Linked DNA regions of Mus musculus: all the other regions are linked to region 1. Evidence: chromatin loops called from intact Hi-C (ENCODE). Cell type or tissue: left cerebral cortex. All regions are shown on one strand.

Evidence for each region. A loop is a pair of places that touch in the nucleus more often than their neighbours do. Peaks named below come from ENCODE experiments on the same cell type or tissue, not always from the same donor. Only the 100,000 strongest peaks of a DNase experiment are listed, where the experiment ranks them.
Region 2: a loop joins it to region 1, with 3 times the contacts of the local background. A loop is called at or near these places in 15 of 42 quality-filtered maps.
Region 3: it touches region 1 in a loop (4-fold over the local background); 5 of 42 quality-filtered maps call a loop at or near these places.

What each region holds. Positions count from the first base shown.
Region 1 is chr13:23,513,697-23,521,696 of GRCm38, forward strand. n-TGgcc6 (a tRNA gene) reads left to right here and starts at 3,507; the gene lies at 3,507-3,577. n-TMcat6 (a tRNA gene) reads left to right here and starts at 3,996; the gene lies at 3,996-4,067. n-TStga1 (a tRNA gene) reads left to right here and starts at 4,450; the gene lies at 4,450-4,531. It overlaps n-TQttg4 (a tRNA gene), which reads left to right and starts at 5,354; the gene lies at 5,354-5,425. It also overlaps n-TQttg5. In left cerebral cortex, no CTCF peak of the experiment used is centred here; DNase peaks (open chromatin) are centred at 3,275, 3,592, 3,989, 4,500 and 2 more places; H3K4me3 peaks cover 3,160 bases; H3K27ac peaks cover 338 bases.
Region 2 is chr13:23,294,209-23,302,208 of GRCm38, forward strand. All of the region lies in intron 1 of 4930557F10Rik (RIKEN cDNA 4930557F10 gene), which reads right to left. It overlaps n-TVaac6 (a tRNA gene), which reads left to right and starts at 4,573; the gene lies at 4,573-4,645. It overlaps n-TAagc11 (a tRNA gene), which reads left to right and starts at 4,853; the gene lies at 4,853-4,925. n-TVcac4 (a tRNA gene) reads left to right here and starts at 5,914; the gene lies at 5,914-5,986. In left cerebral cortex, a CTCF peak has its summit at 3,760; DNase peaks (open chromatin) are centred at 3,732, 4,640, 4,857, 5,894 and 1 more place; H3K4me3 peaks cover 2,134 bases.
Region 3 is chr13:23,281,742-23,289,741 of GRCm38, forward strand. The region is part of intron 1 of 4930557F10Rik (RIKEN cDNA 4930557F10 gene); the gene reads right to left. 4933404K08Rik (RIKEN cDNA 4933404K08 gene) reads left to right here. Exons shown (of 4, transcript NR_046038.1): 4 at 1-526. Gm40832 (a long non-coding RNA gene) reads right to left here and starts at 5,005. Exons shown (of 2, transcript XR_873169.1): 1 at 4,061-5,005; 2 at 2,582-3,050. n-TVaac4 (a tRNA gene) reads left to right here and starts at 3,660; the gene lies at 3,660-3,732. It also overlaps n-TAagc10. In left cerebral cortex, no CTCF peak of the experiment used is centred here; DNase peaks (open chromatin) are centred at 3,706, 3,882, 4,352, 4,523 and 1 more place; H3K4me3 peaks cover 2,010 bases.

The sequences.
Region 1 (8,000 bases):
TGGGGCTTGTTTGTATAATAATGTGCATATTCCACATTCCTCTGAGGAATGTCCTTCCAGTTGATGTTAATGACTCCTTGATAATCAGAGAGCATGAGGCAAAGGTGTGGCTGTGTCCTTTGGCAAATGGCAAATGCTGGGTCCTTCAGGACAGCACTTAGAGTTGTGGAAAAGAACTCTAAACACATGAGTTTGAAAATATATAAGAATTTCTCAATTCTGCAAACTGTAAGGATGCATGCAATATGAATTATACAAAGGCAGGTGGATTCATGAGTTCAAGGTCAGCCTTGGCCAGAGTGAGGTTCCTAGGTATGGTTAGAAATGATAATTTCAGTACAAGGTTCCACCCAACTAGTTTATTGTTTGTGTTTAACAAAGGCAGACAGATCTCTGAATTCTTTTGCAAAGTTAAGAAAAATGCATGTTTGCTGTCACCTAAGAATCAAAGGGCTGGGGTCACTGGATGCTGTTTCATAAGACAAAAGGAAACCTGGAGTAAATGACTGGATTAATATATAAAATAAAACACCGGACCTGTGTTCTGCAGGAGATGAGCTATCTACAGAATTTTTTAGAATAAAAGAGAGAATTGCTTGTAGAACTCTCTCTCTCTCTCTCTCTCTCTCTCTCTCTCTCTCTCTCTCTCTCTCACACACACACACACATACACACACACGACATGAACAGAGAGATCTCTTAGAATAGCAAGCAGAACACATGTCTTCAGCTAGGATCTATGATTTGACTTCGAGCCTTTCTTTTCGATGCTCCCAGACACCCCGTCTCTCAGAACCACTCTCCATGCTGAGGCTGGGTAAACACATATACGCACACAAATAAATACTTTGTTTATACATATACACAAATAATTAACCTTTTTAAAAATGGCCGGGCAGATTTTATTCGAGTGACTGCAGTGGAGAAAGAGGCTGCAATAAACAGCTGAACTCCTCTGTCCTGAGGCTTAGCAAGGGCGGTTGAGGCTTATGGACGGTTGCTGGGCGAGGCTGGGAGAGGAGCGTCATGGAGGACCCTCACTAGCTGGTACGGCATGGTTTGGCAGGATTCTTACTAAAACTGGGCTAGGCAGAGCATGCTTGAGACCTCATAACAAGAGTGTCCAAGGAAGCCGCACTGACGTGTGGTCAGAGAGGAAATGCTTGTGGGTGCTGGGCTTCGGGAAGGCCGTCTCACCAACCCATTCTGGAGAACAATGACCAGAGGATTAAGGGGACATGACCCATGGTTATAAAGATTCTAGACTTTGGGGTGGGGAGGCAAAGCTGAGCTATAGTTTCATGTAGCCCAGGTAGGCCTAATTTGAACCTCGAATCTTCTTGTTTCAGCACCAAGATTCTAGTTTTATACATTCCCCTACAAACTAAGAAATGATATATATTTTTTAAATTTTATTTTGTTTTTTGCTTTTTCAAGACTCAGTTTCCTCGTGTAGTCCTGAGTGCCCTGGAACTCACTCTACAGAACAGTTTGGCTTTGAACTCAAAGATCTGCCTACTTCTGGGATTAAAGGCATGCACTCCCATTTCCCAGAGACATTTTGACTTTTTAACACCAGAAAACTGAGTCCGCTTTAGTGAGAATCTTTCCCTAGAGCCTCGTTCCCTTCAGCCTAGTTACTGTCATTGATTTGGTTCTGCCAATGGAGTTGAGGTCCTAGCAAAGGAGTTTATGTTCATGTTTAGAGGCAGACTGCTTCTGTCAGTGTCATTTTTATTTTACCTCATATGAAGACCAGGCTGGCCTCGAACTCAGAAATCCGCCTACCTCTGCCTCCCAAGTGCTGGGATTACAGGCATGTGTCACCACTGCCTGGCCTAGACTCATTTTTGAGTTCAGCATTTCTGTCTTCTTTTCTGTTGACTCCAGTACGACTTCTAGTGACCACATCTGACAAGGATATTTAACCATATTTAATGACTCTAATATTTGAAATGTTAGGTTCTGCCTAATGTATTTCTATAGGGTATTGACTCAAAGATTAAAAAAATTGAGACTAGTCAGGCATAGTGGCACACTTTTTATCCAGTCCTCAGGAGGCAGAGGCAGCTCCATTTCTGTGAGTTCCAGGCCAGATGGAGCAATGCAGTGAGACTTTGTTTAAACAAACAAACAAACAAACAAACAAACAGAAAACCAACCAAACAACGACCCCAAGCAAACAAACAAGATCCTGCCAGGTAGCACTCATTAACCCTGGGAGAATCTGAGGCAAGGGCCTATATGTGTAGTTTAGGCCAGGTTTGAACCTTGATAGCTGAGGATGACCTTGACCCTGCTGCTGTTTTACAGCCCATGTGATGGACTACAGGGTTGTCCCATCACATCAAGCTACAAGTACTTTAACGCCATTGTAGCTAAAGGATTGTCTATCTACCGTTTTTCTCATAAATTTAACTTTTTTGCTCTCCTTATTAACACGAGTTTATCTCCCACAGTTTCATTTCAGCAGAAGACCCCGAATGACTGCTTATTGGCTTGCACGCAGCCTTTTGGGGTGGTTATAAAATATTTTGTACTATGTGTCCAGTAACAGTCTTCTACCCAAGACTCAAAAGCATGATTTTGGAAAAGAAAATTTTCAGTTTATGGATGCCTTCCGATGACCAAAGTAGTCGACATCCTTCGCCCTCATGAGAGATCCTCCATCCAGGTAAACCGTCCTTAATATCCGACCCACATAATCTTTGGGTTTTCTTTGCCTTGCTTGCCTGGCCTTCTCTTGCCAGGCCAGATAGGCTCTCACGATGTACTTCTGGCCAGTCTGGAACTGCTATGTAGACCGGGGGTGGGATGGGGTTGTGAGGCGGGCTTTTTAGTCTGGGGTGGGTCTGGGATGACAGTGACAGAGATCTGTCTGCCTTTGTAGTTTCCGTGCTGGAATAGCAGATGTAAGCCACCACACCTAGGTTGTTTCTAAAAGTTTTAATTTTTACTTTTTTTTTCTTTAAAAATTTTTATTTTTAAGTTTTTTAAAAAAATGAGCACCATTTAAACTTTCTTTTGTAAGCCAGCTCTTTATTCCAATTGTTAGAAATAAGTAATTAAGAACAAAGTTAGGTAACTCGATCAAGATTTAAGATATTTCTCATGCTCTTCAGATCTGTATACCAAATTTAGGACTTAGAGAAATTTGGTCCAGGAAACTGAAACGTTTTCTGCTGTTTCGGTTTCTTGTTTTTTCTTTCTTTTGTTCCCTACTCCAGAGCAGCCAATCATAGCTACCAAAAACACCTTGGAAGACACCATACTTCTCTGTTCTGAAGAACGAATAGGATAGACGAGAGGGACCATATTGCTGGCTTTCATTTCATTTCTTTCAGTGAAATAAAAACTCTATTTTTGTTTGAGATAATCTCTATTTTCTAATCATCTTTTAAAAATGGTTGCGTTGTCATTTTCTGGGTATTGGCTTTTTTCCCCTTACAAACTAACCAGATACAAGGATACCTATGTAAGAAAGAAAAACGCCAGTGTAACAAGGAGCATTGGTGGTTCAGTGGTAGAATTCTCGCCTGCCACGCGGGAGGCCCGGGTTCGATTCCCGGCCAATGCACTCTCTCACTTTTAAGTAATTCTTTTATGAAACTACCAAAATGAAACAAAACAAAACAAACAAAAGTTAAAACAAAACAAAAACCCAATCACAAACAAACAAAAGGTGAAACCGAAAAAAAAATTGGATTCAAAACAAGGGGTTTGGCAAGTTCAAAGCTTCTGCAAGATTGGTATTAAAAGTTCTGACATTAAGTGTGCCTTTTGCCCTGTAACCCGAAACAATTCTTGCTGTGCTCCCGAGCTCCAGCTTCAGCTTGACCGATTTTCAGCAGGAAAAATTCTAAGTCGGTGAATTCGTCGTTAGCTTTCACATTCTTGTAAAGGTTTCAAGTTACTTTTTATATAATGCAGAATAGGTAGGAACTGAACAGCTTTGTCTTTAGTAAAGATTTCCAAAACACTATAAGCTGCGCGTCAGCAGAGTGGCGCAGCGGAAGCGTGCTGGGCCCATAACCCAGAGGTCGATGGATCGAAACCATCCTCTGCTAACTTGTCTTTTGGACAGGTTTCAAGGAAAAGTTTCAATTAGGAATATCAGCATTTAGAGTACCGAACTTTTCGTATAAGAACCACAAGGTTAAATTTTGTAATAACTACTTATGTATTCAGTAAAGGTCCTGAGACTGTCATCCAGGTTCCTACATTTGCGATCACTTCGTCATGAAGTGTCTGGACAGATCACATCTGTCCAGAGGATGTTCATATCAGCCAGCTGTTGGGCTATAATTCCTGTTTCCAGTCTCCAATCGCATTGTTTTTAGTACGACGGTAAGTAGTCTAGATCTGTAATTACATTACAGAAATATTGTTTGAAAAATATTTAGGGAATTACTTCTCATGGGAATATATCCTGTCACTGCACGCGCTCTTGTAGTCGTGGCCGAGTGGTTAAGGCGATGGACTTGAAATCCATTGGGGTTTCCCCGCGCAGGTTCGAATCCTGCCGACTACGTGAATGTATTTTCTTGACATGTAGAAACTTGTCCCTACCGTCAGCGTAAACATTGAAACACTCCGTTTTCTTTGGTTAAGAACTGCATTTTATTTCAATTCCATTTTCTTCTGTTGAATCTAGCAAGATGTAAGATCATGCCGGTATGACATTGAAGTTTGTTTCTTGTCTGAACTCCAAAACCTCGCCTGTACATGCGTGTCTACTCCAGAGTGTATTTGATGTTTTGAAATAAATACTTCAAACAAAATTTCGTTTGCCCTGCCTGTAGATTGTTTCGGAAGACGAATTTCTGAGTCAAAATAGCAGACAAAATTTAAAACTGTTTTTTGGCTAAGTTTAATTAAAAAAAAAATACTATTGCTATTTAAAATACCCAGAGTTTCTAACGCGTACAGAGATTGCTGTCGTAGAGTAAAAGTAACAAAATAAAATATATAATTAGCATTATGTGATCAATCGATTCATTGTGACATGCGGATAAGGACAAATAGGTTAAATAGGTAAAGCAATTTATTTTGTATCCTAAAGTACTAGTAAATTCTTCGAATTTTATACTTAGCTCCTTTTTTCTTGTGTTTGCCACATGTCCATATATACCAAGAGATTTCTAGGTGTTGACACTTTTTTCTCTAAATTCCGGTGTAGCAAATGTTGATAACTCTGGTTTGGCAAACACAAAGTTCTCATTTTGCAAGGAGCAGCTAGCTATACTTCAAATATTTTGTAGTAATACAGCAACTTTACAAATCCAGATTGCAGAAATATACATCAGTCTTCTGACTCTTGGTCTAATATCTACCAAGGGCATTCGTTAGCATAGGCCCCATGGTGTAATGGTTAGCACTCTGGACTTTGAATCCAGCGATCCGAGTTCAAATCTCGGTGGGACCTCATGACATTTTTGGCGCACCTCCCTCAGAATTTATCTGTGCATCTATAGCAAGTTCAGAAGTTAGATAGCAACCTTAGGAAGTTACATGGCATCTGAACATTTTCTCAGCTCATCTAAACCCTTCCAAGCTGTAAAATCAGATGTTTTACGTCTGTATTTACCTTTCTTTTCTAAAGTTTTACCAGGAACCACTTTTGTTGGAAACTGCAGATTCTAAACTGGCCAAGTTTTGTGCAGACGCGAGGATTAGGGATTCGTTTTGTTTATGCTGGAGCCGAATTCCTTTGTAAAGGATCACTGATTATTGTTTGAACGTCAGTAGATTTTATACATGAATTTGGTTCTAACAAGACAGAACACGTGAGATATTTTTTGTACTTTCTTTCTGAAGTAAACTTGTCAAGAATTAAAATCTAATCCACATGCTGAGATCAAAATGTATGTAAATATACTTCAAGTATTTTGTTATGGACAATATTGCGTCGTACTCGGCCCCATGGTGTAATGGTTAGCACTCTGGACTTTGAATCCAGCGATCCGAGTTCAAATCTCGGTGGGACCTTCTTTCCTTTTGCCGTTCTACCAGTTACTGGATCATCTTGCTTACATTTCTTCCAGTGGCTGGATCCTCCTTCTCAATTCTGGTCTCTGCTAAGTAAGTATACGGGTGGTTAGAGAGTTAGCTGTTAGAGTGTCCATATTTTTCCGCAGCAATCTTTTCTCTGGAATCTCTTCAAAATATATTTTCGAATGCAAAAAGAAATGTTAGCAATAAGCTAACATTAGTTATTAGGAGATATTCAGTGACTGTTTAAGAGTAATATGGTATAGTGGATTTTATGCTACACTTTAAAATGTGTTCTGTCCATGTTCTGCTTCTCCTTCCTCTGCATCCATCCACACCTCATCTCCTTAATCACCCGTTAGCTCACCTTCACCTAGTTACAAGTGCTTCCCTTTTTAAAATTTCAGTTTTTCCTTCCTTTTCTTCAAAGTTACTCAAAGTGAAATTGTTAGCATGGACTCTGTCTTGGAAAGGTTTGGGGTGCAGTGGTGCAGTGTGCTTATCTTAGGGTTCCTCTTGTTTGGGACATCCCCCAAGCCCCTACACTCACGTGTTGACATTATTTAGAAGATTAGCTGTCTATTGAAAGTGCAAGCGGGACTTTCAGTACTTACCTAGCTGAAGGCACTCAGGATATACCACATCTAGCACTTGGATTTCAAGCCTCAGATCTGTCTCTGTTTGGTGTCTTGGCTTTTCATTTTTGCCCAAACTAGGAATATACCCAGCATGCATAGATACACACACCTTTAGACTTACACTCTCTCTTCTCAAATCCTACCTCCTTGAGTAAAGGAAGCCCTGGCAACATCACCCACTTTTCTTATTTTTCTTATTCATTCTTATTAAAACACACACTCCCCTCCCCCAATTGCATTGGGTACAGAAGAAAAATGGAAGCATATTCTCTGGTGTCCAGAGACAGGCTTGGATGTTAGTTAGGATCTAGCCTGAGACTCAGAGTTTGTCCCTAGGGTTTGTCTTTTGATGCTGTGTAACCTCACAGCTTCTCCACAGCACACTGACGTCTTTGATTTCAATGGAATGAGGTAGAAACTTGATCAAACAACAAGACATTTCACATCTTGATTAGTATGACAATTAAAGAGTCACTGGATATCTCCTGATAACTAATAATGATAGGTCACAGGTGTTACGGCCTTTCTTTCCACTGTGACCTTCTACATCAAGTCTACTCTGATGTACAAACACCATTGTATTCTATCTTTTCTTTTTGTAATGAACCAATGTTCTTTCTTAGTGTATCAGTTATGCCTTTTACTGATTAGGTATCTGAACAGTTCACCTGGTAGCATCCACCTAGAATGAAACCTCGCTCTTGTTCCTTCCTCCAAATCACGCAGCCCACGTGCAAGTGCCGCAAAGCCCTTTCTTACACCTTCTTGCTGAGTCTTCCCAAGTTTCTTCTTATGATGTACTCTTACTTGCAGAGCAACAATTCCAGTTCATCTGACTGCAGATGTGTTCTTGGTGATCTTTGCTTGGTTTGGTGTAGAAATAGACAACAATAAGGAATATATCAAGAGAAAATACCAAATGACCAGTTTTGTCACATTTTTCTCTATAAACTAAACAAAACAAAGTCCTCTCAGATATCCCAGCAAGTCTGTTTCTCAATGTTCATGCTCTGTTAAGAACCAATAATAATTTAACATATCCCACCTGGGATCCTTGGAGTCTAGGATTATGCCACAAGGCAGGCATTTATTTATATTGGAAGCAAAGAGAGGTGCATCATAACTCCAATGATGATATAATTAATATACATGGCCACACACACACACACAAAAAGACAAAATCCAATCTTCGTTTTAAAACGAGTCATCATAAATGGTCTTCCTTATTCATTTCTCCTGCTGTGGCTTTATCCAGATCCACTTCTTCCCAGCAGTTTGTTTACTTCTTTCTTTATCTCTGATCAAACTAAGGGGACGGGGCATTTATAGACAGCAAAGGCTTTGGTTTCATTAATGACAGATGCGATAAAG
Region 2 (8,000 bases), 220 kb before region 1:
TATTTGAGCCACCCCTGCAAATCTGTGATGAAGCCAATTTGATCATGGTAGAAAACCTTTTTTGATATGTTCTTAGCAAGTATTTTATTTAGAATCTTTTTGTCTTTGTCCATAAATGGTACATATCTATAAATTTTTATTGGGTCTTTACATAGTTTGATATGGGAAAATAATAGCTTTTTAAAAAGAATTAGAAAGTGTTCCTTCAGTTACTATTTTGTGGAATAATTCGAGTTAGTATTATTCATTCTTCTTTGAAGGTTTGGTAGAATTCTTGGCTGAGTCTATCTGACTCAAGCCTTTTTTTGAGAGGGAGTGAGACAGGACTTCTATTTTACTAGAGGTTTTGGGATGGTTATGGTTAAATTATTTATTTGATCTTAACTTTGATGGGTCTTACATAAAAGTCATGCATCCATTTCTTGTACGTTTTTCAATTTGGTGTAATATAGATTTTCAAAGTATGTTCTTATGATTCTCAGTTTCCTCAGTGTCTGCTGTAATGTTCCCTTCTTGTCTCTACTTTGGTTAATATAGATTTACTCTTTGTATTTTATTTAACTTGGCTAAAAGTTTGTGAATTATGTTAATTTTCTCAAAAAACTAACACATTTCATTGATCCTTTGAACTGTTTCTTATGTGTTTGTTAGTTTGTTTCTATATCATTAATGTCAGCCCTGAGTTTGATTATTACTGTCTATTTTTTTTTGTTATTTCTAGAGCTTTCAGATAAGTTACTGCTGTGAGATCACTCCATGAGTGTGTATGTGTGTGCGTGTGTGTGTGATAAATGATTAGTGTTATGAACTTGCCTCTTAGAACCACCTTCCTTGTGTCCAGTGCATCTGTGTATGTTGTATTTTTATTTCTATTCATTTTAAAAGGAGGTTTCTTTCTTAGTTTCTGTCTTCGCCAATTTTTCAGTCAGTAGTGAGTTAGTCCATTTCCATGAGTCCATATACTCTTTTTTGCTCTTGGTATTCAGCTTTAACACACAGTGGGTAGAAAAGAGGCAGACTGTTATTTCAGTTTTCTTATATCTGTTGAGACTTGCATTCTGTCCTGGTATGTGGCCATTTTTGGAGCAAGTCCCATGAGAGGCTGAAATAGTGTGCTCTTTAGTGCTTGGTTAGAATGTTCTGTAGATGTCTGCTAGGTCCAGTTGACTTATGACGTTATTTAGCTGCAGTATTTCTGTTTAGTGTTTTTCTTGCTGACCTGTCTATTGAGGAAAGTGGGGAATGGAAAACACCCACTATCACTACATGTTATAAATTTACAAGTTTAGCTATAGTAGTATTTCTAGTATGAATTTGGGTGGCCTTGTGTTTGGTGCATAACTGTTTGCAACTGCAATATTCTCTTGGTGTTTTTTTTCTTTAAAGACTATGTAGTGTCCTTCCCTATCACTTCTGGTCAGTTTTGGTTGGAAGTCTATTTTGTCTGATATTAAAGTAAGTGCACCTGCTTGCTTCTTGGGACCATTACTTGGAATACCTTTTTCATCCTTTTACCATGAGATGCTGTCTATCCTTGATGACGAAATTTATTTCTTACGTTCAGTAGAAAGATGGATTCTGTTTTCTAATCTGTTAGCCTGTTATCAATAATTTCTGATATCTGTTGTTGTGGTGCGAGGTATTTTCCCTCTCTTTTGCTTTACTTACTGTTCTGGGATTATTTGTTTTCTGTGTCTATTTGGATGTGGCTAATCTCATCAGAGTGAAGTTTTCCCTCTAGTGTTTTTTGTAAAGCTGGATTAGTAGATAGGAATTTATTTATTTATTTTTGGTGTGGAATGTTGTTCTTTCCTCATTGGTTGGGATTGACAATTTTGCTGGGTATAGTAGCATCCGTAGTCTCTCTGGGATTGTGGATCGTCTGTCCAGACCCTACTGACTTTGAGAGTGTCCATTGAGAAGTCAGGAGTTATTCTAAGGAGCATGCCTTTATAAGATTGATCTTTTTCCCTTACAACTTTTAATATTGTTTCTTTGTTCTACAGATTTAAAGTTTAGAATATTATAGTTTCTGGAAAGTTTTTTTTTTTTCTGGTCCTGTCTATTTTGTATTCTGTGAGCTTCTTCTACTTGGACAGCACCCCCTTCTTTAGATTTGAGAATTTTTCTTCTATGATTTTGTTAAAAATATTTTGTGTGCCATTGATTAGATTTTCTGGATATTTTGTGACAAGATATTTTTAGTTTTAGCATTTTCTTTGACTGAGCTATTCATTTATTCTACCCTGTCTTCAAATTCTCTCTTGAATGTATTGTAATCTGTTGATGAGGCTTGCCTCTGAAGTTTCTGTTTAGCATCCTAAGTTATTTATCTCCAGTTTTAGTTCAGTTTAGGTTTTCCTTAGTGATTCTATTTCTACTTTCCTATCTTGAAATGTTTTCTTAGGATTTCTATTACTGTGAAGAGACACCATGATGATAGCAAGATCCCACCCAACTAAACTTCCACCTTGTGAAAAAGATTAAAGAACAGTTTAGGTCTAGACATGGTGGTATAGGCCTTTAATCCCATCACTCAAGAAATATAAACATGCAGATCTCTGAGTTCAAGGTCATCCTTGTCTACACAGCAAGTTCCAGGACATTCAAGCTTAGGCAGTGAAAGAAACCATAAAAAACAGAAAGTGGTGAAGATGTAATTGAACATTTTCAAGACCAGGCAAACAGCAAAACTTGGCAGCTTTGGCATTAGTGTCAAGGAGTTATGGAATCTCCCTCGATGGCTAAGGAAAGCCATGTGACTATGACTGAGGCCAGGTGTGTGGCAAAGGTGTCCTGTGTGAAAGTCCAGAGAGGCCATTACATGAAGCTGTGAAGGTGAAGCCTGGATTGCTTCAAAGACCTCAAGATGTTGGAGATGAAAGAGTTCTAGGACACCTGCCTAGGAAAGCCGTTAACAGGAAATGGAACCAGTCCATGAGAAAGAAGTGTGTTGCAATCAACAAGGATGAAAGGAGTTGAAGATCTGAAGACCACTTTGACATCAGACATGGAATTGCAGAGTTTGGAATTTGCCCAGCTGATTTTTCCTCTTGTTGGTCCAGTATTTCTTCAACTGTGCTCCCTTTCAGAACAGTAATGTATATCCTGGGTCACTGTATGTTAGAAGTATGTGATCTGCTTTTTCATTTTAATTTGACAGGAATTACAGTTGAGAGATTGCATGAAGAGACTTTGAACTTTGGGCTTTAAAGGAAGTTTGAGATTGTTATAGACTATAGGGACTTTTGAAATTGAACTGAATGCATTTCAGCATTATGATATGGCCACTAGCCTGTGGTGAGGGAGTGAACTGTGGTGGTTTGAAATATCAATGGCTCCCATAGACTGATGGGTTTGAACGCTTGATCCATAGAAAATGAGACTATCAGGAGATGTAGCCTTGTTGGAGAAAGTGTGTCACTGTCGGGGTGGATTTCTATGTTCAAGCTTTGTCCAGTGAGACACACTGTCTTCTTCCTATTGCCTGTGAATCAAGATAGAGAATTCTCCAGCATCATGTCTGCCTTCACACTGTCATGCTTCTTACCGTGAAGATAATGGACTAAACCTCTGAAACTGTAAGCCAGCTTCAATTGTTTTCCTTTATAAAAATTGCTGTAATCATAGTGTCTCTTTACAGCAGTAAAACCTTAAGACGCTAAAACAAAGGGGGGGGGGGGGAATCTGTGTGTTGTTGGCTGACAAGAAAGAATCGTTAAGATATTTGCATGCAGTTCCTCAAATGGCCATAAGGAGGTGGTAGATGCCCCGGGATATTAGTAAGTTAATTATAGAACCGTCAAAGTTAAATTACAGAGTTACATCTATATATCTTAGATGGCTTACTTACCCTTTTCAATTAGGCTTACAAGATGCCACATCACTCATTATAGAGGAATAAATAAGTTTTCTTGACCATACACTAATAATTTTATTTCTTATTAGCGCACTAGTACTCTACATTATTTCGCTTATATTAACAACTGATCTGTGGCTGCTGGGAATCAAAGTCAGGTCCTCTGGAAGAGCAGCTAGTGCTCTAACATGACAATTTCTTTAGAAAATGAGAAGAGAGCCACAGAGCCTGCCCCTCACAGCAGTGGAATAGAGGTGTTCTGAAACATTCAGTGTCTTTTTTGCGACATTCAATCCTTCACATTCACAGCAGGATTACTCCTAATAACCAAAATACAAAATCAAGCTACTGTCTATCCATGAACAGATGAAAACACAGCAGACACACATGGAACGTTAGCTACTCCGCCCTTTATAAAGAGGCTCTTGCAATCACTGAAATGACGAAGCTGAGGACAAGTGAAGTTAAGTGAAGTGAACCAGCCACAGATGGACAAATTCCACAGGACTTCGCTCACAGTGTGCAATCAGAGTGTTCAGTTGGCAGTAACAGAGTAGAGTAGGGTCACCAACGGCTAGGGATGGAGAGGGAAGGCCTTAGTTACTTTGAACCCCATGATAACACACATATACAAAGAACGTCAACATCCTGTAATTTACTAAGCAAGTTTTGAATGCATCCGTAGAAACTAGGAAAACTTATTAGTTCAGGGTGTTTCTGTAGTGTAGTGGTTATCACGCTCGCCTAACACGCGAGAGGTCCCCGGTTCGAAACCGGGCAGAAACAGTGCCTTTCTTTTTCTTCTCACTTTCTCTTGTGTGTTTAGGTTCTCAGCTCATTCTCTACACTTTTGGGCAGTTAGGACAATCTCAGCTCCACCGTTTCAGCCTATGCTGTCATGCTTTCCAGCTTCATAGCTATACCTGTGTGAGGACCAGTGGAGACAATTAGCATAAAAGGAAGTACAAAAGAAAAAAAACTTTTCCATATGTCGGGGGATTAGCTCAAATGGTAGAGCGCTCGCTTAGCATGCGAGAGGTAGTGGGATCGATGCCCACATCCTCCAGTTATTCCTTATGTCATCTTATGCCTTGGAATAGTACTCGCTTCCTCTTAATTAAGGACTGAAACTACCCTCCTTAGTCTTAGTCTTGGGCTTTCCTCAGACACTCTGAAGATAAACTAGAGGTTTTCATATCCACGTCAGGTACTCGTTTACATTAGTCAGTTGTTTCTGGGCGTCTCCATTTGTCCTTCCACTCGTACATTAAGTCAGAACCGCTTCTGTGTACCCAGGTTTAGACTTTTCCTCTTAAACCGTGCTGTGTTCTCTTGCCTCTTTGGAACCTTTCTTTTTCTCGTCCATCTCTTTGCTCACTCACCCGCATTATCGGAGGGTTGTTTTGCTCTTCACCGGAGCTACCCACAGTACAGCACTACCTGGAGTTCAGCATTTCATGGACTAAACTCCACTCGGCCTAAGCGCGAAGTGGCGTCCTCTCCACTAGTCCATTTCTAAGCTCTGTTGGGGAGAGGGAGAGGGGAGAGAGGGGAGAGAGGGGAAAGAGGGGAGAGAGGGAAAGGAGGAGAGGGGAGAGAAGAGGGAGAGGGTAGAGGGGGAGAGGAGAGAGGGAAGAGAGGGGAGAAAGGAGAGGGGAGAGGATGAGAATCTTTTCTTAACAAGTTGCTGAGACATTTGAGCCACATGCCCAATTTCTCTCCAAAGCTCCCCAGAGGCTACAAGATGCTCCTCGAATATCTCCGGGTTATCAGGCTCTTCCCCGGATTTCCCTACGGTGCACAGCTACATCTTAACGCTGGAATTCCTACTTTTCTCCCTCCCAAGAGCTCTCTCCGCCCTGCGCGCCACCCAAGTCACATTAATCCTTCTCTGTAGCAGGATTCCGCCTCTCCACTATGATTTTTATCTTTGCTTTAGTTGCATTCCTTGCGTTTGTCTCCGTTGGTGCGGATCTGTAACTTCTGAATCACACTTGGGCAAGGATACAGTGCACATCTTGGAAGGCAAAGTGAAATAAGCAAGCTTGCTGTGTGTTTCCGTAGTGTAGTGGTCATCACGCTCGCCTCACACGCGAGAGGTCCCCGGTTCGAAACCGGGCGGGAACAACACTTGTCAGTTTCTTTTTGTTTGTTTTTGTTTTTTGTTTTTCTGAACTCTTCAGATTTTCAACAGAGCAAACACCCATCTAAAAGGAACCGCATGCACTGTAGGATGCTTCCCTCTGGGTCCCAGATTAGACATAGATCACACCCAAACACCAATTTTCAAGCAAAAGAGAGATCCATTATTAAGCAAGGCAAAAAAAACCGAGGTCTGTGTTAGAATGAACTAGGACTTTTTGGTAAATTCTGATTGGATATTTTTAATCAGTTAGTTCAAAAAAATAAATTTTGACCTTGATGCTTTGATAGTTGGACCTTGGTGTTCCGGCACAAGAACGAATCAGCACATAAAGGACTAGATCTTGGGGGTTAGCTTTGGAAATGTAATCTAACGTTTTATCAAGGGGGAGACAAAAAGCAAAGGACAAAAGGCAAAAGCTGTTGGCACCATGTTTGTCATGCCCCGGCCTGCTAGATCTTTTCACCATGTCTCTTGACTAGACCTGCAGGAGCACATTCCCCATGCTCTTTCTAGGAAAAACAAAAACAAACAAACAAACAACCCAAAGGAAGGCACACCGGTCCACTGCCACCAGGAATTTGTTGGCTCTCCACATTTTTCCATGTCCACTTCAACTCGTCACTTTTTTTGTAGAACAGTAGTTCTCAGCCTTCCTAATTATCTATCTTAGTTAGGGTCTTACTGCTGTGAACAGACACCACGACCAAAGCAACACTTATAAATGACAACATTTAATCGAGGCTAGCTTACTTCTAATAGTGCCACTCCCTGGGCCATACAAGCCATCACACTAATGTTGCAACCTTTTAATACAGTTCCTCATGCTGTGCTGACCCACAACCACAAATTTATATTCATTGCCAATTCATAGCTGCAATTTTGCTAGTTATGAATCGTATGCAAATATCTGTGTTTTCCTGTTGTCTTAGGCAATTCCCGTGAAAGGGTCGTTCGATACCCTCACCCCTCAGGAGTCGCGACCCACAGGTTGAGAACCACTGTGTTAGAACCTGGCATAGATGCTCTGATCCTGAAAGGCTTTTGAGCAGTCTGTGAGAACCTCGCTTCTGCATTTTCGGACTCATCAGCCATGCAGTCCCGGAGACCAGGAAGCTGCTCCCGAGTTCGAGTTCACAGATACATTCTGCAGGTTTGCCTGTACCTCCGCACCTCAGGTGAGGAATCTTTCAACCTATATAAGGAAGAAACAGCAGTGTCTGGATACACGGCTCATTTGCGCACTTTTCTGCTAGGTGAAGTGCTGAAACACATACCCTAGAATGCCCTGCTGACATTGTGACAACTTGCTCTGTTGCCTTTAGAAGCTGCAGTGGCAAGAGCATACGGTTGCTTTTTCCGAAGGAGAATTTCCTCCTACAGCCTGGACCTAAATGCCAACTTGGTCTGAAATCACCCTGGCGGAGTTCTAGGGGGATAGAACCCAGCTCTGGTACAGGAGACCATTACCAGGAGCCCAGTCTAAACTCAAGGCTGTGGCGGTTGGGAGATTGGGTATCTGGAGTGTTAACGAGTGAGTTACTGCGCAGACCAGGCAGAAACAGGGGAGTTGGGGCAGTATTTGATATTCAACCTCTGCTTCCCAGTTCAGGCCTTGACACTTTCCAGCTCTGGGACCCTGAGAAATACACTCAATCTACCTGAGCCGCTGTTGCATCTGGAAAGGGCAGATGTGGATAAGTCCTTAATTGTCCCTCACCGTGTTCCCTCCTTTTTCCTTGTCTTCCATCCAAGTACCCATTTAACTCTAGTTTAGTTCCCTCTTTGTCCCTCCATAGCTACTATCTTCTGTTTCCCCTTCTTTGGGGGATCCTCTCCTCCACCCTAGTTCTTTACTGGGTAGCTAATCTCTGCGTTTTTTCAGATCGTAGCTCACATATCAAAAGCTTAAAAGCAAAATCCACATAAAAGATAGCATGTAATATTAGTCTTTTACATCTGGGTTACCTCACTCGATATTAGTTTTTCTACCTCCAT
Region 3 (8,000 bases), 230 kb before region 1:
CTGCTTATAGAAATATGTCAAGCACTTGTCACTGGGCTCAAAGAAGTAGGCTCAGATAAGAATATTCACATTTGGGCTAATACAAAGCTCAAGGTAAACTTAGGAGAGGAATGTGTGGCCTTCCTTTTATCTTGGTCATCCTGACAAGTCCCTAGACTCAGTGACCAGGGGGCTTAGTTTATTGCCTTGTTTGATCTCTTTGTTTATTACTTTATTTAATTACTTTGTCTTTAAGAACCAAACCTATTCTCTGCAAGGACCTAGAATGGTATAGAAGCTGACTGGGAAATAAGCCTGCTTCAGCCTCAGCACTGGCTGTAGTCATGTTATAATGTTGTCTAATTTTCTTTCTTCTCAACCCTAACTAAGATGAGGGTGGGGGGTCATGATAATTTCTTGATAGTACAGAGGATAGCAGTCTCATCAACCTTTCATATTATATAATCAGGGGGTAGAGGAGAAGTCAGTAAAAATTATGTAAAATTTTGTATACATGTTTTAATAAATTATTAAGGCCTATCTCTTCTACCACTGCCTGATTTTTGCTCCTCTTTGGGTCGGTCATTTCTGTCCAGACTGTCAGGATGCCTGGATGGATTTCCCACACTGGGATCTACCTCTAGCAGTACTGCTGCACTCAAATCTTCTAAACCGTCAAGCTGTGAATACTATATGTTACCTTCTTCTCATCTGTGAGATAAATCATTTAACGTAATAAGCAAGAAAGATGTTGATGAACTAGCATTAACATAATCATTTTAATGTTTTACATTTTATTAGCATATGGTATCCATACAAGAAAGTGGGTATGTATACACATATACATAGCTTGAAAACCAAGAAGTGCAAGACCACACCTAGAAAACAAAGACTGAGTAATGTATGAGTCCCTCATTGATCCATTCCACCTGCCTTTCCAACCACTTTTCCTATCTCCATTCTCCTTCCTCAGTCCAGCCCACACCGTGGGTCTATCACATGGACTGCCTTCCTCAGGGGTAGCTCCTCCTGTTTAACAGTAATTGTTGATGTTTTTACCCTGGTGTTATCAGTATGAAGACCCAACATTATCTTTGACACTTTAGTGTTTCAGTCTGGTAAATAAATGTTCACGAACTCTTTGAGTGAGTTGCTGTGAGGAGAGGTTTTATAAAAAATCTTAAGTAATACACTTTCTGCACTCCACTACCTGTGATGTTTGCTTTGACAACCAGTTTGGAGAGTGTCATCTACTTGTGACAGTGATAAGGAGCATCAGGAAGGTCTTGATCCAAACAGTCACAAAGGTAATAAAAGTCAGATTTACATCTTCATCTGGGACTCTGTAAGCCTACTCGTCCACATCAAGCCTCTTCTACAGGAACAATGGTAAGAACAGAGTGAAAGTCAGCTAGTCTGTGGTGGTTGTTCTGTGTGACTAGAGCCCAATAATGAAACATTGATAAAAACAAGTGTTGACTGGACTTTGTACAAACCTCTAATCTCAGTACTTGGGAGTCAGGCACATCTCTGTGAGTTCAAGGCCAACCTGGTCTACATAGATAGTTCCAGGACAGACAGGGCTACATGTTAAGACCCTGTCTCAAAAACAATAAGGAAAAGAAAGGAGAAAGAGAAGGAAGATGAGGAGAAGGAAGAGGAAAAAGAAGAAGAGGAAGAAGGAGGAGGGAGGAGGAGGGAGGAGGAGGGGGGAGGAGGAGGAGGAGGAGGAGGAGGAGGGAAATGTTATTGAACATGCTTCAAAATAAGACTGGGAAGCTATTTTGTAGACAAACTACCAATTTCCAAAGTTGGGTGTTTAAGGCTCCTGCCCTGTCCTGTGGAACAAATTGAGCCTGCTACTTCAACTGGCTTAAGAACTCTGTACTTTGTGTTTCTAGGATATTTCAGGTTCAGAAAGTACCTTGTGACTTCATTACTAGATGTAAGAGCTGTGGTGTGCAGTTACAGCCAAAGCTAGCTAACTCCTTGTAATGCAGTGTGTAGTCATGTGCAGTTAAGGTCATTTACCCATACTTACTGGATCTCAGTTAACAATATGGGTTATGGATTAGTTTATGTGATGGCTATCCCGGGAAATTAGTTACAGCCTAATGCAGGTTAAATATAAGGAAGAGTGCTCTCATTTTTAAAAATGATCTTTAACAAAAAAAAAATTTGTGTATGGGTGATTATCCTCATGTATGTCTGTGCACAGTGGGCTTTACATCCTGATGCTGACAGTTGTGAACTGATGTGTGAGCGTTAGGAGCCCAGGTCATCAGGAGGAGCATAAATCCCAATGTCATCAGGAGACGCTGCAGTAACCACTGTCACTTCTGTCTCCAGATTTGTGGGTGTGATAATAAAACTACTTTGTTTAAGCCATTGGTTGCTGAAAGATTCCTAGGCTACCTCTCTCATAACTCAGTATTGGAACCTTATGTCCCAATCCTCTGATCTAACTGATCAAAAGTTTGAGTCAGTGACAGGCTGTCAGAGTGCCGAAGGTTAGTGAGACACAACCACACACACACACACACAGTATTGTTCTGGACATTCTTTTGAGGACTGCTTCTTTATGGACTGGAGCCAGCCCTGCTTGGCTGTCAATATGTTTATTCTTAATTGACATTTGCCCAGCACCAACTCTAACCCCAAAGATAATCAGCCACTTAAAATGGAAAGAAAATTCTAAAGGTAAAAAGTCAAAATGCAAGTTGTGTGCCAAGCAGCAGGACAGTCAGAGCCTTCCTTGAGAAATGAAAACACAACTGTATCGTGTAGTCACCCACTGCGCTTCCATTTCAACACCCAGCTTGGAATAGCATAAGATCAGATGCCTGTGCACAACCCAGGCCATGAGTTAGTCTTTTCCCTGATGCTGACATTGCTTCAGGCCTTCCCTCCTGCAAGCAGACGTTGATGTAATGTCAATTACTGTAGACACCGAGGGTGCTGCTCCGAGGAATGAACCAGGAAGAAGAGACACAGCTGAGCAGGCAGAATGAGAAGCACCACAGTTGAAATGTTTGCTATCCATCCTCAAAAACAGAAGAGAGCTGGTGTGGCTGAGGTGTGAGAAAAGAAGATGCTTACATCATTTTGATGGGATATAAATAATTACAGTCATTAAAAGTACAAGCATGACAATTCCTTTAGAAATTTAGCAATAGGGAACATTACCAAAGTCATGGGCTCATACTTGCTCTGTTCATGGTAGTGAATCCTCATCTTATGGGCGACTCACACCTTCACATTCAGAGCAGGATAACTCTTAATAAGCAAGATACAAAATCAAGCTACCGTTCATCAGTGGACAAATGAAAACACAGCAGACACACATGGGATGTTAGCTTCTCCGCCCTTTCTAAAAAGGCTTTGTCACTTGCAATCACTGGCACGAAGAAGCTGAGGACACGGTGTTAAGTGAGGTAGACCAGCCACAGAGGGACAAATTCCACCGGACTTCGCTTACAGTGTGCAATCTTTGTATTCGATTGGCAATAGCAGAGAACAGTGGGATCACCAAGTCCTAGGGATGGAGGGGGACAGCCACGGTAGTTACATTGACTTAGCTACCCTGTGATACATACATATACAAAGAATGCCATCAAACCATTTACTAAGAAACCTTGGAATCTATGTGTAGAAAGTGGGAAGAAAACCCTCTTGAGGGTGTTTCCGTAGTGTAGTGGTCATCACGCTCGCCTAACACGCGAGAGGTCCCCGGTTCGAAACCGGGCGGAAACATTACTTTTTTTCGAACTCTCAGTTTCACTCTCTACACTTTTGAGAAGTTAGAAGATAGTAGTCTCCGTCCTATGTTTTTAGCATTAAAAGACATGGTAACTTGTATGGAGAAGAAAAACAAAACAGTGGAGGCACTTGGCATAAATGAAAGTCCAAGAAGACTGTACTGTAACTCGGGGGATTAGCTCAAATGGTAGAGCGCTCGCTTAGCATGCGAGAGGTAGTGGGATCGATGCCCACATCCTCCAGTTTTTATGTTAACTAGATTTAGGACTGAAAATTACACTTTGCTCTCACACTCTAAACAAAAGGTTCATCACACACTCACTTGCCAGTTTCTCACACCCACATCGTGCACGCTCTAGTTTGTGTGTTTGACAGTTGTTTTTGAGCGTTTCTATTCCTTCACTCCACAGACACTGGTGCAGAATCTCTTCTGTTTAACCAGGTTTAGACTTTTCTTAAACCACTTAGTACTTGTAAGTTCTCTGCCCGCCTCTCTGGAATCTTTTCCTTGTCCATCTCTTTGCTCACTCGCCCGCGTTATTGGAGGGTTTTTGTGCTCTCACGGATCTGCACGGCCAACAGCATCGCATGGCCCAACCTCCTCTTGGCCTGAATGAAATGTGGCTTCCGTCCCACTAGTCTCAATTTTCCATTTCTAAACTCTACCTCCTGCCCGGGTTCTCTCAAAAGCTCTCCAGCGACTACAACATTCTCCTCGAGGTGTCTCCAGGTAATCAGGCTCTCCCAACCTCCTCTGTGTGTTTTACACGCATGCGATTCCCCTGTGATGCAGCGCTGCGTCTCAATGCGGGAATCCCTACTCCCGCGCTTCTTCCCGTGAACTCTTCCCTCCTCCGCTCCGCCCGAGGTGCATTTCTTATTCTTTCCCTGTGACAGGTTCTCGCTTCTCCTCTATCGTTTTAAATCTCTATTTTCGTTGCACTTCTCAAAGTTTTCTTAGTTAATGTGGATCTGTAACTTCGAGACTACACTTTAGCAAAGTTATAGTGTTTGACTTGGATTGTAAAATGAGAGAAAACGGTTCCGTTGTCGTTTCCGTAGTGTAGCGGTTATCACGCTCGCCTCACACTCGAGCCTCAGAAGACAGTACATGTATATGTAGGTAGCCCTGCCTCTAACTGGGAAAGGTCCCACCTGATATTCCTATTCTAAGATACAACCATTGAACCCATCAATGACACCTCTGCCAGAGCGGCTAGAGCTGGACCCTTTTGAATTGATTTGTAGTATGTGGACTATTTAATCCTGGGCGGTCCCCGTAGACGGTCTGGATTCCGGACTAGTTTTCTTCTGCTCCAGAATCTCCAGAGAGTTGAGACGGGACAGTTCCTTTCGGGAAGAAAGAAGCAGCAGGCGGCCTTGCTAGCAGAAGACTAGTCCTAGTTAGTAAAGCCTCGGACAGCAGACTAGGGACTCAGGCTACAGCGGGGTGAGGGTGAGGAGAATAACTGCTGGCCTGCAAAGGAGAAGCTCCAGCTTCTAATTCAGAGACAGACTCGGCAGATTTGCCGCGACACCTCTGTCCCTCAGGTAAAGACTCTTCCAACCTATACAAGTAAGACAGCAGCAGTGTCGGGACACGCGGCTCATTTGCGGGCTTCTCTGCCTGCTGAAGTGCTGAAACACACGCAGCTCAGTCTCAACAATTTGCTCACTTGCCTCCAGAAGCTGTAACGGCAAGAACATACTCAGTTGTTCTTTCTCTGCGGGAGAATTTCCTCCTACAGCCTGGGCCTAAATACCAGCCTGGTCTGGAATGCCCTGGCAGAGTTCCAGGGGATAGAACCCAGCTCTGGGACAGGAAACCATTACCAGGAGCCCAGTCTAAATCAAGGCTGTGGAGGTTGGGAGATTGGGTATCTGGAGTGTTAACGAGTGAGTTACTGCGCAGACCAGGCAGAGACAGGGGAGTTGGGGCAGAGGAAGAGCTCAGTATTTGATACTCAACCTCTGCTTCCCAGTTCAGGCCTTGACACTTTCCAGCTCTGGGACCCTGAGAAATACACTCAATCTACCTGAGCCGCTGTTGCATCTGGAAAGGGCAGATGTGTACAAGTCCTTTTACTGCCAAAATTAAACTGGACCCCACAGAATAAACTCAACAAATCTTTTAGAGTAGTAAAGAGTATGTGGGACAGGAAAGCACAGGATATTTTGTGAATTATAAGAGGAATGTCTCTACTTGTGCAGAGTTTTCTTAGTCATGGTTTTCTAGAGTAACGGAGCTTATAGAATGAATCTCTAGAGAGAGAAGGTGGATTTACAGGTTGTGGTCCAGTCAAAGAATCCAGTAGTTGAATCCACAAGGCTGGATGTCTCAGCTGGTCTTCAGTATATGTCAGAACCCTGATAAGTAGGCTCTGATACCATTCTGAAGGAATGGACCTGCTAGCAAAGCAAGAACAAGCAGACAAAGACCATAAGCCCCTTCTTCTGTATCATTTATATAGGCCAGAGCAGAAGGTGGATCTTCCCACCTCAAAAGATCTAAAATAAGCTTGTGTTTTTGCAACTCAAAGATCCAGATCAAAAGTCCACTTCAAATAATATAGCTAAGAAAAAGCCTCCCCGGTTTTCCTAGCCATTTGGGGGATTTAGTTAATTTCAGATACAATCAACTTGACAACGAAGGAGAGCCATCACATGCAGACACAGATGGAAGCAGAGGATACAACAACAGAACAGTGTGGACAGAGAATGAGCTTAAGGGCTAGTTACTTGCTCATTCACTCATTCAGTCAATAAACAGAGAAGAGCAGGAAGGAAAGCCTCCCGAGGGAAGAGTGAGTGTGCCAGAGGAGTGAAACATGAGGTAAGGGAGGGGCACGGGGCAGTTGTACCTGAACCTGCTCCCTCAGCTCAGAGGGTCTTACTTAGATGAATCCCAGAGGGGTGTGGACGCCATTGTTCTGGATGTGAAATGCTTCAGATGCAGCAGTAGCTGCTAGGGTGCAAAATCCAAGAGATGCTTTGTTCTTTAAAGCTGCCGGTGGATACAGGGTGTATAGAGACTAAAACATTTCTAATGTGAAGTTGTGGATGAGAGAGGCAGTCTCAGTACAGCTGCAGGTTTGTCAAACTCCTGATCACAAGGTCCTGAGGTCCAATCTCAGAGAGGCCAAGGAGACCTCCTTTTCCATCCAGGGTCAATTAGTTGCTTGTGTAGCAGGCTGACAGCGGATGAAAAGAAAGGACTAAAGAGAATTCCAAGTCACATTTGAAACAAACAAACAAAAACATAAACACTGATGGTTAGTGATCACATTGAAATCAATTCCCAATGTTTTGACCAGATAGATTTAGGCCATACTGGACACGCAATCACATGTTTGCTCTTACTCCCTATCATGTGATGGAGGAAGCAGGACAAGTCCCTTCTCAGCTTGGTACTCTGAATGTGCCTGGCTGCAATTAAGGCACAAAAAGAGGTATGAATTCATTCACTTATTTATTCCTCTAACAAATTAATCCTATTAATCCCCCTTTGTGCAATGACTGTTATTGTTGTAGTGTCTCAAAAGCAAATGAAATTCAGAAATGTTGAGAGCTGGGTTAATCAACTGAGGCTTTCCCTTCTACCATAATGTATGGGGGAGAAACATAGCTTTCTCAAAACCACATTGGTGTCTCCATGTTCAATGGCAAAAGTGTTCTCTTCAGCAATCTTCTTAACCATCAGATTACCAGGAGTAACCAATGGCCTTGGGAATAACCTGTGATGTTTGATGGTTTCCATGGAGCCCCTTAGGTGGATGTCTCAACAAGACGCAGTCCATTCCTGGCCCTGGAGATTTTACTTGTTGTCATTAGATATCTACTTATAGCATTGTCTTTCTTATTATTGGTAACTCCATGTAGATTTCTTTCATATATACTTTAGGAAACTTTTACAGTAGTAGGTTTCCCTGTGGTTATTGCAATGCGCTTGCTGTTAGTTGTTCCTCCCCATATTCCATCCTTTACCGTTGCCTTCCCATCCAGTTACCTATTTAATTCTATTTAATTCTCCTATTCTAGTTTCCTCTTTGTCCCTCCATAACTACTATATTCTGTTTCCCCTTCCTAGAGAGATGCTCTCTTCCACCTCTGTCCTTTACTAACTACCTGAGTGCTGTGGTTTTTCAGATTATAACTCACATATCAAAAGCTTAAAAGCAACACCCACATATAAGAGATAACATATAGTATTAGTCATTTGCACCTGAGTTACCTCACTCGAGATTATTTTTCTACCTGCATCC